Regions from separate parts of the Homo sapiens genome. Here region 2 is linked to region 1. A link is a loop called in an ENCODE intact Hi-C map of the cell type or tissue named here. Cell type or tissue: mammary epithelial cell. All regions are shown on one strand.

The links. Peaks named below come from ENCODE experiments on the same cell type or tissue, not always from the same donor. Only the 100,000 strongest peaks of a DNase experiment are listed, where the experiment ranks them.
Region 2: a loop joins it to region 1, with 1.8 times the contacts of the local background. A loop is called at or near these places in 3 of 110 quality-filtered maps.

What each region holds. Positions count from the first base shown.
Region 1 is chr4:41,021,631-41,026,630 of GRCh38, forward strand. The region is part of intron 5 of APBB2 (amyloid beta precursor protein binding family B member 2); the gene reads right to left. Among named protein-coding and RNA genes, the nearest start is that of APBB2, 190 kb to the right of the region's middle. In mammary epithelial cell, no CTCF peak of the experiment used is centred here; a DNase peak (open chromatin) is centred at 3,081.
Region 2 is chr4:41,072,959-41,077,958 of GRCh38, forward strand. All of the region lies in intron 3 of APBB2 (amyloid beta precursor protein binding family B member 2), which reads right to left. Among named protein-coding and RNA genes, the nearest start is that of APBB2, 140 kb to the right of the region's middle. In mammary epithelial cell, no CTCF peak of the experiment used is centred here; no DNase peak of the experiment used is centred here.

The DNA.
Region 1 (5,000 bases):
TTCAGTGCTCTGTAAAATGGACCAATCAGCAGGACGTGGGTGGGGCCAAATAAGGGAATAAAAGCTGGCCACCTGAGCTAGCAATGGCAACTCGCTTGGGTCCCCTTCCACACTGTGGAAGCTTTGTTCTTTCACTCTTCACAATAAATCTTCCTGCTGCTCATTCTTTGGGTCCACACCACCTTTATGAGCTATAACACTCACTGTGAGGGTCTGTGGCTTCATTCCTCAAGTCAGCAAAACCACGAACCCACTGGCAGGAACAAACAACTCCGGACGCACCACCTTAACACTCACTGCAAAGGTCTGTGGCTTCACTCCTGAAGTCAGCGAGACCATGAACCCACTGGAAGAAAGAAACTCTGGACACATCTGAACATCTAAAGGAACAAACTCCAGACACACCATCTTTAAGAGCTGTGAGACTCACGGCAAGGGTCCGTGGCTTCATTCTTGAAGTCAGCAAGACCAAGAACCCACCAGAAGGAATAAATTCCGGACACAGAGGAACAGATGTGAAGGGAATGAGGAACTGTTCTCAACCCTGGCCACATGTAAAAACCACCTGGGGGGCTTTTAAAACAGTATAGATGCCTAGGCCCCACCCACAAAAATACTTCTAAGATTCTGATTCAGTTCCTCTGGGATTGGGCCCAGTCAGGGCATTAAAATGTTCTTGCGGTGATTCTAATCTGTGGCCAATTTGGAGAACCACTGGAAGAGGAAGTGTGAGATCTGGGAAGAATAAAATGATGTACATGGAGTTAATTATTTCAGAGGCACATGGAATGCTCTGATCGCATACATCATCTTCCTTGTCCCTCCACACACTCTCAGTACCCTTCCTTCCCTCCAGCAAATTCCTACTCCTCTTTGAAGATTCAGAAAAGATGTCACCGCTTTATGAAGCCTTCTCTTGTCCCTCTGGAGTCTACTTCTCACAATTCTCACACCTTCATAAATGCATTTCTATTACAGCATCACTCATGCTGTTTTACTTTTACTATTAACCTGTTTGAGTTTCCCACTAGACTGTGACCTCCACCAACCAGCACAGAGGCCTAGCACAGAGTAGGCACTCATAAATGTTTGGAGAATAAATCCTCAAGTAAAACGGGAAAGGCAAGTGTTTCAATTAACATCTCAAAAAATGTTGACATAAAATGTCTAGACAGAATTTCTGAGAGTTTCTTATTAAACACTGAAAGGAAACCACTGTTATTAATAGTTAAGTCAACAGGAAATTCATCTTTCCTTTCCTTGAAAAAAAGGAAAGGATATCCTTGATATATCAGAGAAAGGGTGATCAATGATCAGTTAGTTATCTCAGCTGTTACCCCATGTAGCATCTGAGCAAGAGTTAAAATAAAATCCTTTAATATAATGTATAGACCAATTTATCTTGCTCCTCAGTCTCAGCTCAAATAAATTCTTACTCAACTCTACCGTGGCTCCCGAAAGAACAAGGAATATTTAGAGTCAAAAGCATATGTTTTGTAACTTAGAGCAGAATGGGGTACTTCCCTGTCAAACATGACTGTTCATCAGTTGCAATCCTATCAGCTCAAAGCTCATTTCTTGATCTGAAAAGCATCAGGCATATTGTTAAATATGGGGGGCATGAGTTAGCAGTTCTTGCATACTTCCTCAGTAGATAAGAAGTTGCAGACTTCTATGATTAGATCCTATGTCTATGTCTTCTTCTAAATTGCAAACGCCTTGAGGAAAGTGACTATTCCATTCATTTTTTTTAAATAACAGCTTCATTGAGATATAATTTATATACTATTATCTAGAAAATCCCACAGCCTCAGCCCAAAAGCTCTTTCGGCTGATAAACAACTTAAGCAAAGTTTCAGGATACAAAATCAGTGTACAAAAATCACTAGCATTCCTATCCACCAACAACAGCCAAGCAGGGAGCCAAATCAGAAACACAATCTCATTCACAATTGCCACAAAAAGAATAAAACACCTAGGAATACAGCTAACCAGGGAAGTGAAAGATCTCTACAATAAGAATTACAAAACACTGTTCAAAGAAATCAGAGAAGACACAAACAAATGGAAAAACATCCCATGCTCATGGGTAGGAAGAATTAATATAATTAAAATGGCTACACTGCCCAAAGCAATTTACAGATTCAATACTATTCCTATCAAACTATCGACATTCTTCACAGAACTAAAGAAAATTATTTCAAAATTCATATGGAACCAAAAAAAGAGTCCAATTAGCCAAGGCAAGCCCAAGCAAAAAGAACAAAGCTGGAAGCCTCATGTTACCCAACTTCAAATTATACTACAGGGCTTCAGTACTCAAAACAGCATGGTACTGGTACAAAAACAAGAACACACAGACCAATGGGACAGAATAGAGAGCCCAGAAATAAAGCCATACATCTATGACCATCTTATCTTCAACAAAGCTGACAAAAAACAGCAATGGGGAAAAGACTCTTTATTCAATAAATGGTGCTGAAATAACCGGCTAGCCATATGCAAAAGATTGAAGCTGGACCCTTTCCTTATACCGTATACAAAAATCAACTCAAGATGAATTAAACACTTAAATGTACAACCCCAAACTATAAAAAGCCTGGAAGACAGCCTAAGCAATACCATCCTGGACAAAGGAATGGATAAAGATTTCATGACAAAGACACCAAAAGCGATCAAAACAAATTGACAAGTGGGATCTAATTAAACTTATGAGCTTCTGCACAGCAAAAGAAACTATCAACAGAGTAAACAGACAACCTACAGAATGGGAGAAACTATCTTCAAACTGTGCATCTGACAAAGGTCTAATATCCAGCACCTATTGAGGGAGGAAATTGAAGAACGAAAGAAAAATAAAATTAAAAAGAGAAAAACAAGCCTTCTATATTAGGGTGACTCATTCCAAAGGCAGTAGCAGGCAAAGCCTGGACCCAGGTGAAGTCTCAATAATATTATCTAAGAAGCCAGAGCTCAAAGGAATGTGCCCTGGAGACTCTCCCAGCCCTCCTTCAACATAGGGAGAAGAAAACAAATTTTCCTTTCCCCTATGAGTAAAACTTATGAGTTTACAGATTCCTGTTTTCCGGTAACTTGAGTATTCTGTTTTTATCTAAGCAGCACAGTGAAGATTATAAGACATGCCTGAGCAGGCCTGGGCTGCAGCCATCTGGGCGCCATAGTGAAGGTTAAGAGATAAGCCTGTGCAAGGCACTAGAGCAAGCCTCCATAACAGCCATCTGGACTGCACAGGAAGAGTCACCTGTAATCCTGAGTTATGAACCTGTCACAATTTAATTAACTCCCTTTGTTCTGCCTCTGTATCCTTGCTTTCACGCCACTACGATTCGCGCCACTGTAAACTTGTTTCAGGCTAGCCCACCCCCTTTTAGAAATGTGTCTAAAATTCAAGTGCTGTCTTTGTTCCAGGCCCAGTTTTTGGATGTTAATCCGCTGGGTCTGAGTGCACTCAATAAAAATCCTCCAGTTTCACCATGATCTCTCCGGTCCTCCTTCACTCCCACAACCCTATAAGGAACTTAATTAAACAAATTTACAGGAGAAAAACAAACCCATTAAAAAGTGAGCAAAGGACATGAACAGACACTTCTGAAAAGAAGACATACATTTGGCCAAGAAGCATATGAAAAAAAGCTCAATACCGCTGATCATTAAAGAATATGCAAATCAAATCAGAATGGCTATTACTAAAAAGTCAAAAAATAATAGATGCTGGTGAGATTGCGGAGAAAAGGGAACACTTATATGCTGTCGGTGGGAGTGTGAATTAGTTCAACTGTTGTGGAAAGCAGTGTGGCGATTTCTCAAAAAGTTAAAAGCAGAACTACCATTCGACCCAGTAATCCTGTTACTGGGTATATACTCAGAGGAATATAAATCATAAACACACATGGACATGAATGTTCACTGCAGCGCTATTCACAACAGCAAAGACATGGAATCAACCTAAATGTCCATTAATGACAGACTGGATAAAGAAAATGTGGGCCAGTCATGGTGGCTCATGCCTGTAATCCTAGCACTTTGGGAGGCTGAGGTGGGTGGATCACCTCAGGTCAGGAGTTTGAGACCAGCCTGGCCAACATGGTGAAACCGTGTCTCCACTAAAAATACAAAAACTAGCTGGGTGTGGTGGTAGATGCCTATAATCCCAGCTAGTTGGAAGGCTGATGGCCGGAGAATCTCTTGAAGCTGGGATGGTGGGGGGTAGGGGTTGGGGGGTGGAGGTGGCATTGAGCCAAGATCATGCCACTTCACTCCAGCCTGGGCGAAAGAGTGAGACTCCATCTCCACAAAAAAAAAAAAAAAAAAAGAAAAAAAGGAAAATGTGGTACATATATACCATGGAATACTATGCAGCCATAAAAAAGCACAAGATAATGTCTTTTGTAGGAACATGAATGGAGCTGGAGATTATTATCCTTAGAAAACTAATGCAGGAACAGAAAACCAAGTAGCACATTTTCTCTTATAAGTGGGAGCTAAATGATAAGAACTTACAAACACAAAGAAGGAGACAACAAACACTGGAGTGTGGAGGATGGGAGGAGGGAGAGGAGCAGAAAAGATAACTATTGGGTACTGAGCTTAATACCTAGGTGATGAAATAATCTGAACAACAAAGCCCCATGACATGTGTTTACCTATGTAACAAACCTTCACATGTACCCCTGAACCTAAAAGTTAAAAAATTTTTATATCATAAATTTATATACCATATTTTAAAGTACACAATTCAGTGCTATTTAGTATACTCACAGAGTTGTGCATCCAATAATACTATCTAATTCAAGAACATTTTTATCACCAAAAATGAAATCCTGTACCCATTAACAGTCACGACCCATTCGTCCCTCCCTCCAACCCCTGCAAACACTAATCTTTGTTTTTGTGAACTTGGTGATGATAGACATTTCATATAAACAGAATCATATAATGAGATCTTTTGTGACTGGCTTCTCTCATTTACTGTATCTTCA
Region 2 (5,000 bases), 51 kb after region 1:
GAACAAAAGGAAAGGCTCAGAAGAGATCTACAAATACGAATTACACCTTAATTAAGTGGTAACAAATGTGAATTACACCTTAATTAAGTACATAACCCCCTACAACACACAGATCTTTATTTAGACCTTTTTTTAGACTAGGTCTTGTGCCTAGTAGTTTCTATCCAACTTTCACCACCCCAGATAAGATTCTTTTTCCCAATTATTTCCACAGAACATTCTTCTCGGCTAAAAAATATTTTTTACTTCACTGCTCATATAGCAAGAACAACTACTCCTGAATTTTCAGAGTAAAAAAAACCTAGAATGTAAAAATTCCCCATTATGATTTTCCCATTTTGTTTCTTCTTAACAACTTCCTATCTAAGTTCTTTTCTCTTTCTCCCATTTTTCTTTATAGCATCTTTGTGGATCTTATTTTCTCACTTTAAGTTCAACACTTGCTGTAATGTGATTTAGCAGTTTACAAGGCACCTTCACATATATTACCTTATTTCCCTTAAATTTCTTCTATTCTCTTTGTTTCTTGCCTTACTTTCAGAAATACAAACAGAACTTTCTAAAATCAGCAAAGAAGCAATTTTTCACCTTCCAACTGCCAACATACTAATACACAATACTTGGCAGAGCTGTCCAAAGCAAGTCAGACCACATACAGTATACCTAAATCCTGACACCTCCAACTCTCTTAACAAATAATTTTTTTTCTCCGTGGTAATGGTCTCTTGGAAGTTAAAATATAGTGAGAAATGTGTAAACATACCAATATATTAAAATAAGACAAGTGAATCCCTTTAAGAATCATGAAAAATAATTAACAACAACAACAAAAGAAAAAAACAGCAGGAGGCCCAGTGAGGTGGTTCACACCTGTAATCTCAGCATTACAGTGTGTAATGAATACAATGATACAATGAAGCTAAAGTAGTAGGATCACTTGAGGCCAGCAGTTCAAGACCAGCCTGGGCAATGTAGCAAGACCTCATCTCATCAATTAAGCAGTCAATCAATATGCTAGCAAGTCGGGTGTGATGACACGTGCCTGTAGTCTCAACTACTTGGGAGGCTGAGGCAGGAGGATTGCTTGAGCCCAGGAGTTCAAGGCTACAGTGAGCTATGATGGTGCCACTGCACTTCAGCCTGGGTGACAGAGCAAGACCATCTCTAAACAAACAAACAAAGGAATAAGAGGTTGAAAACATTAGCAGAAAGAAAAAAGAAGGAATAAAGTTGTTATTTTTGCTTCCAGTAAAATTTCCATCATCTTTCTTACCAGAGCTGTTCTTCCCCAAGCTCTGCATTAAATAATCTGGTCATTAAATCTGTGAAAACCACAAGGGATGTGCCCATCTCATTAAAAAAGATGATCATTTGAGCTATGATAATGAGAAAGAGCATCTATTTTTGGTTTTAAGGACAGAAGTACTTCCTGCCTGTTGCTCAGAGCAGCGACACTTCTAGTTAGCTTTAGCACAAAACAGATGCCCCAGCACTCTTTATCATAGTGACAACAGGAACCTGCAAATAGAAAGATTTCGTCTCAGAACTTCTACATACTCTCAATCTATTGATTTATCAACAAAGAACATGAGGCGTCTGAAACAGAAAAATATTAATTCTACCATATGAAGGCAAATATTATTATTATTATTTTTTTTTTTTTTTTTTTGAGATGGAGTCTTGCTCTGTCGCCCAGGCTGGAGTGCAGTGGCACCATCTCGGCTCACTGCCAGCTCCGCCTCCCGGGTTCACGCCATTCTCCTGCCTCAGCCTCCCGAGTAGCTGGGACTACAGGCATCCGCCACCAGTCCCGGCTAATTTTTTGTATTTTTAGTAGAGATGGGGTTTCACCATATTATTGTTTTTTTTAAAAGGATTTTTGTAAACTCTAGATTAGAAATTAGATCAGGCCCAGCATGGTGGCTCATGCCTGTAATCCCAGCACTTTGGGAGGCCGAGGTAAGTGGACCACCTGAGCCCAGGAATTCCAACACAAGCCTGAGAAACATGGCAAAACTCGACTCCACAAAAAATTATCTGGCCACGTGTCTGTAGTCCCAGCTACCTGGGGGGCTGAGGCAGGAGGACTGCTTGAGCCCAGGAGGGCGATGCTGCAATGAGTCATGTTTGTGACAATGCACTCCAGCCTGGGCAACAAGAGTGACACTCTGTCTCCAAAAAAACAAAAGAAATCAGATCAGATTCCCCTATATTCATTCAAACTCTGGAGATACAAAACCTTTAAAATTTGAATTGATTGCCCTTTGACTTTACAATGGTTGAACAAGACCCAAAAATAATTTTACAGTAATCTTTGATACACATTAATAATATATTAAACATAATTTTAATAAATCAGTTGTTATTCCTAAAATTGAAGTACTAATGAAATTTAAGGAGAAAAGTTGAAAGATAATACTCGGCCTTGATTCTGCTGTGGTGTTTACATGTTCAATGATGGAAGCTTCTGGCACATAAAACTTTCTGCATTTTGTAAGAGATACTCTGGGTGATTTGAGCATGGGAATGGAGAAGAACATCAAGGGTCCAACATTATTCATGGAATCTACAGAGATGCCTCAAGGAAGCTCAGTTCCCTATAGAACACAACTGGGACCACTGGATAAAGGGGCTCTTAGAAAAGAATGTTTTCTTCCAGCTTGGACCCAACTCAAGTCAACCTAATAGGAAATCTAAGAAAAACTGACCCAACTGTGATTATGGCTCCAGGCAATGAAGGTCATTATTTTTTGTAATGGTGGAAATATTATGTTACGCTTATAACTGGGTCTGAGGTCAGACTTGGAATGTATACTTTAGAGATAACTGACCTTTTTTCTATTATATTCTCAAACCAACAAAACAGTATCACTTAGTTCATTTTGACAGTGAGAGTAATAATCTCTGAATAAAACTGAAAAGTATAGAGTGATCAAATGAACTCTTCCTTAATGGACCAGATAACCAGGTATCTAAATTGAACTGAATCTCACAAGTTGATCACCAGGGATTATCAGGTACATGTGATAGATTACAACCCGGTGCTTATCTCCATTCCCTCCCAAAACCACCCCTAAATGACAGTAAGTGAGAGGCAGAGATAAGTTCATGAGAAGAGAGAATGGAAGAGGACAAAATTCATGGAAAACATTTTTGGAAAATGGCCCAATGATGAGTGAATTTTCAAAGCAGGGGCAGACAAAACATAAACGTCTATAGACAGAATTGTCAGGAAGTAACAAACCAGTATGCGGCAAAGAACTTGAGGAAAGTGTAAGTTAAGACACAGTTAAGTGGGGTTTGGATGAGAAGACAGGATGGAGGCAGCACTGAAAACTGGGGGATGGCTTGCAAGTCATTTTAAGGAGTAAAACTCCATATCTTTGCTAAACCATGAAGCTTGCTATGCCCCTCCTCCCACCTCAGCAAAGGTTAAGCTTGAGAAGATCTGCACTCGGGGACACTAGGAACAGTGACCAGGTGGAGGGACTGACTGAAAAAGAGAAGGACTAAGTGGAACTATGCACTCCACAGCCCCTTCCTCTGCTGGGTTCCCAGAGCACTGGCCAGTAGGAGATTGGTACTGGAGACTTTTCTGGAGAAACTAACCTGCCCAAGAAAAGAGATCTACAGATACCAAAACTGGAAGACAAGGTGACTTCTGAAAAGAGGTGGTCATCTTATGCGAGGCCACCAATTGACAAAGCCTTGCTTTGTGCCTCCTCATGAATAAAGATGACAAGATGAACACCAAGCATGTGAAATAGGGTCCAGCATGACAGACAGGAACTTCAGGAGGGAACAGGGTCAATGCAGGGAGAAGACTTCAAATATACATAATTAAGAACCCCAAGAGGGTAAAACATATTGCATCCACAAAGCAATAAAGAATGGATGCTATAAAATACAGATACTGTGAGAACAAGAAAAAGCTCCTAGAAATTAATATTATAATCACAGAAATAAAAAAATCAACAGAGAGGTTAATAGATAATAGAGGTAAATGTTCCCCTAAAGTAGAACAAAAAGATAAAAGGATAAAAATCAGGATTTTTTTTTTTTTTGAGACACAGTCTTGCTCTGTGGCCCAGGCTGGAGTGCAGTGGTATAATAGTAGCTCACTGCAGCTTCGAATCCTTGGGCTCAAGTGATCCTCCCACCTCAACTTCCCGAGTAACTAGGACTACAGGCGCATACCACCACACCCAGCTAATTTTTTTTTTTTTTTTTTTGGAAGAGATAAGGACTCACTATGTTGCCCAGACTTGTCTGGAACTCCTGGGCTCAGGCAATCCTCCCACCTTGACCTCTGAGAATGCTGGGATTACAGGTGTAAGCCCACACACAGCCAGGGATTTTTTTTTAAACAATAATTACATTGGAGAAAAAAATCCAAGAGTTCCAGCATCTGACAAATAGGAACTCCAAAAAAGAGAACAGTCTTCACAATGAATGAAAAAGTGACATACCAAGGTGGATTACAAGAAAAGCTCAGAACACTGGGGGATTTTTAAATACCCTAAAAGCATCCAAAAAGAAAAGAAACAAGTCACATACAAAGTACATAGAGTCAGAAGAGCATGCAACAATTCTGTAACAAAATTGGAAGCAGAAGAAAATGGAACAAACCCTCTAAACTCCCAGGGAAAGTAATCTCCAACTTTAAATTAGATTATCAATCATATGTAAGGGAAGACCAAATGATATTTTGACACATGCCAGATCTCAAAAAAATTCCATCTACACATGCTTTCTCACAAAGCAGCCAGGCAATGTGCCTCCCCAAAAGAGGGTCAAAACCAAAAGAGATGGCATCCAATAAACAGGTCAATCAAGAATTCCCAACGTGATTGCTAAGGACAAATTCCAGGTCAACAGCTGTGCATAGGCCTCAAGAGTAAACAGTCCAGAACAGAATGAGCAAGCAGAGAGCCCAAGAAAAATGTCACATGCACACATGCAAGAACCAAGAGATGTGCCATTGTGTTTGACCTTATTTG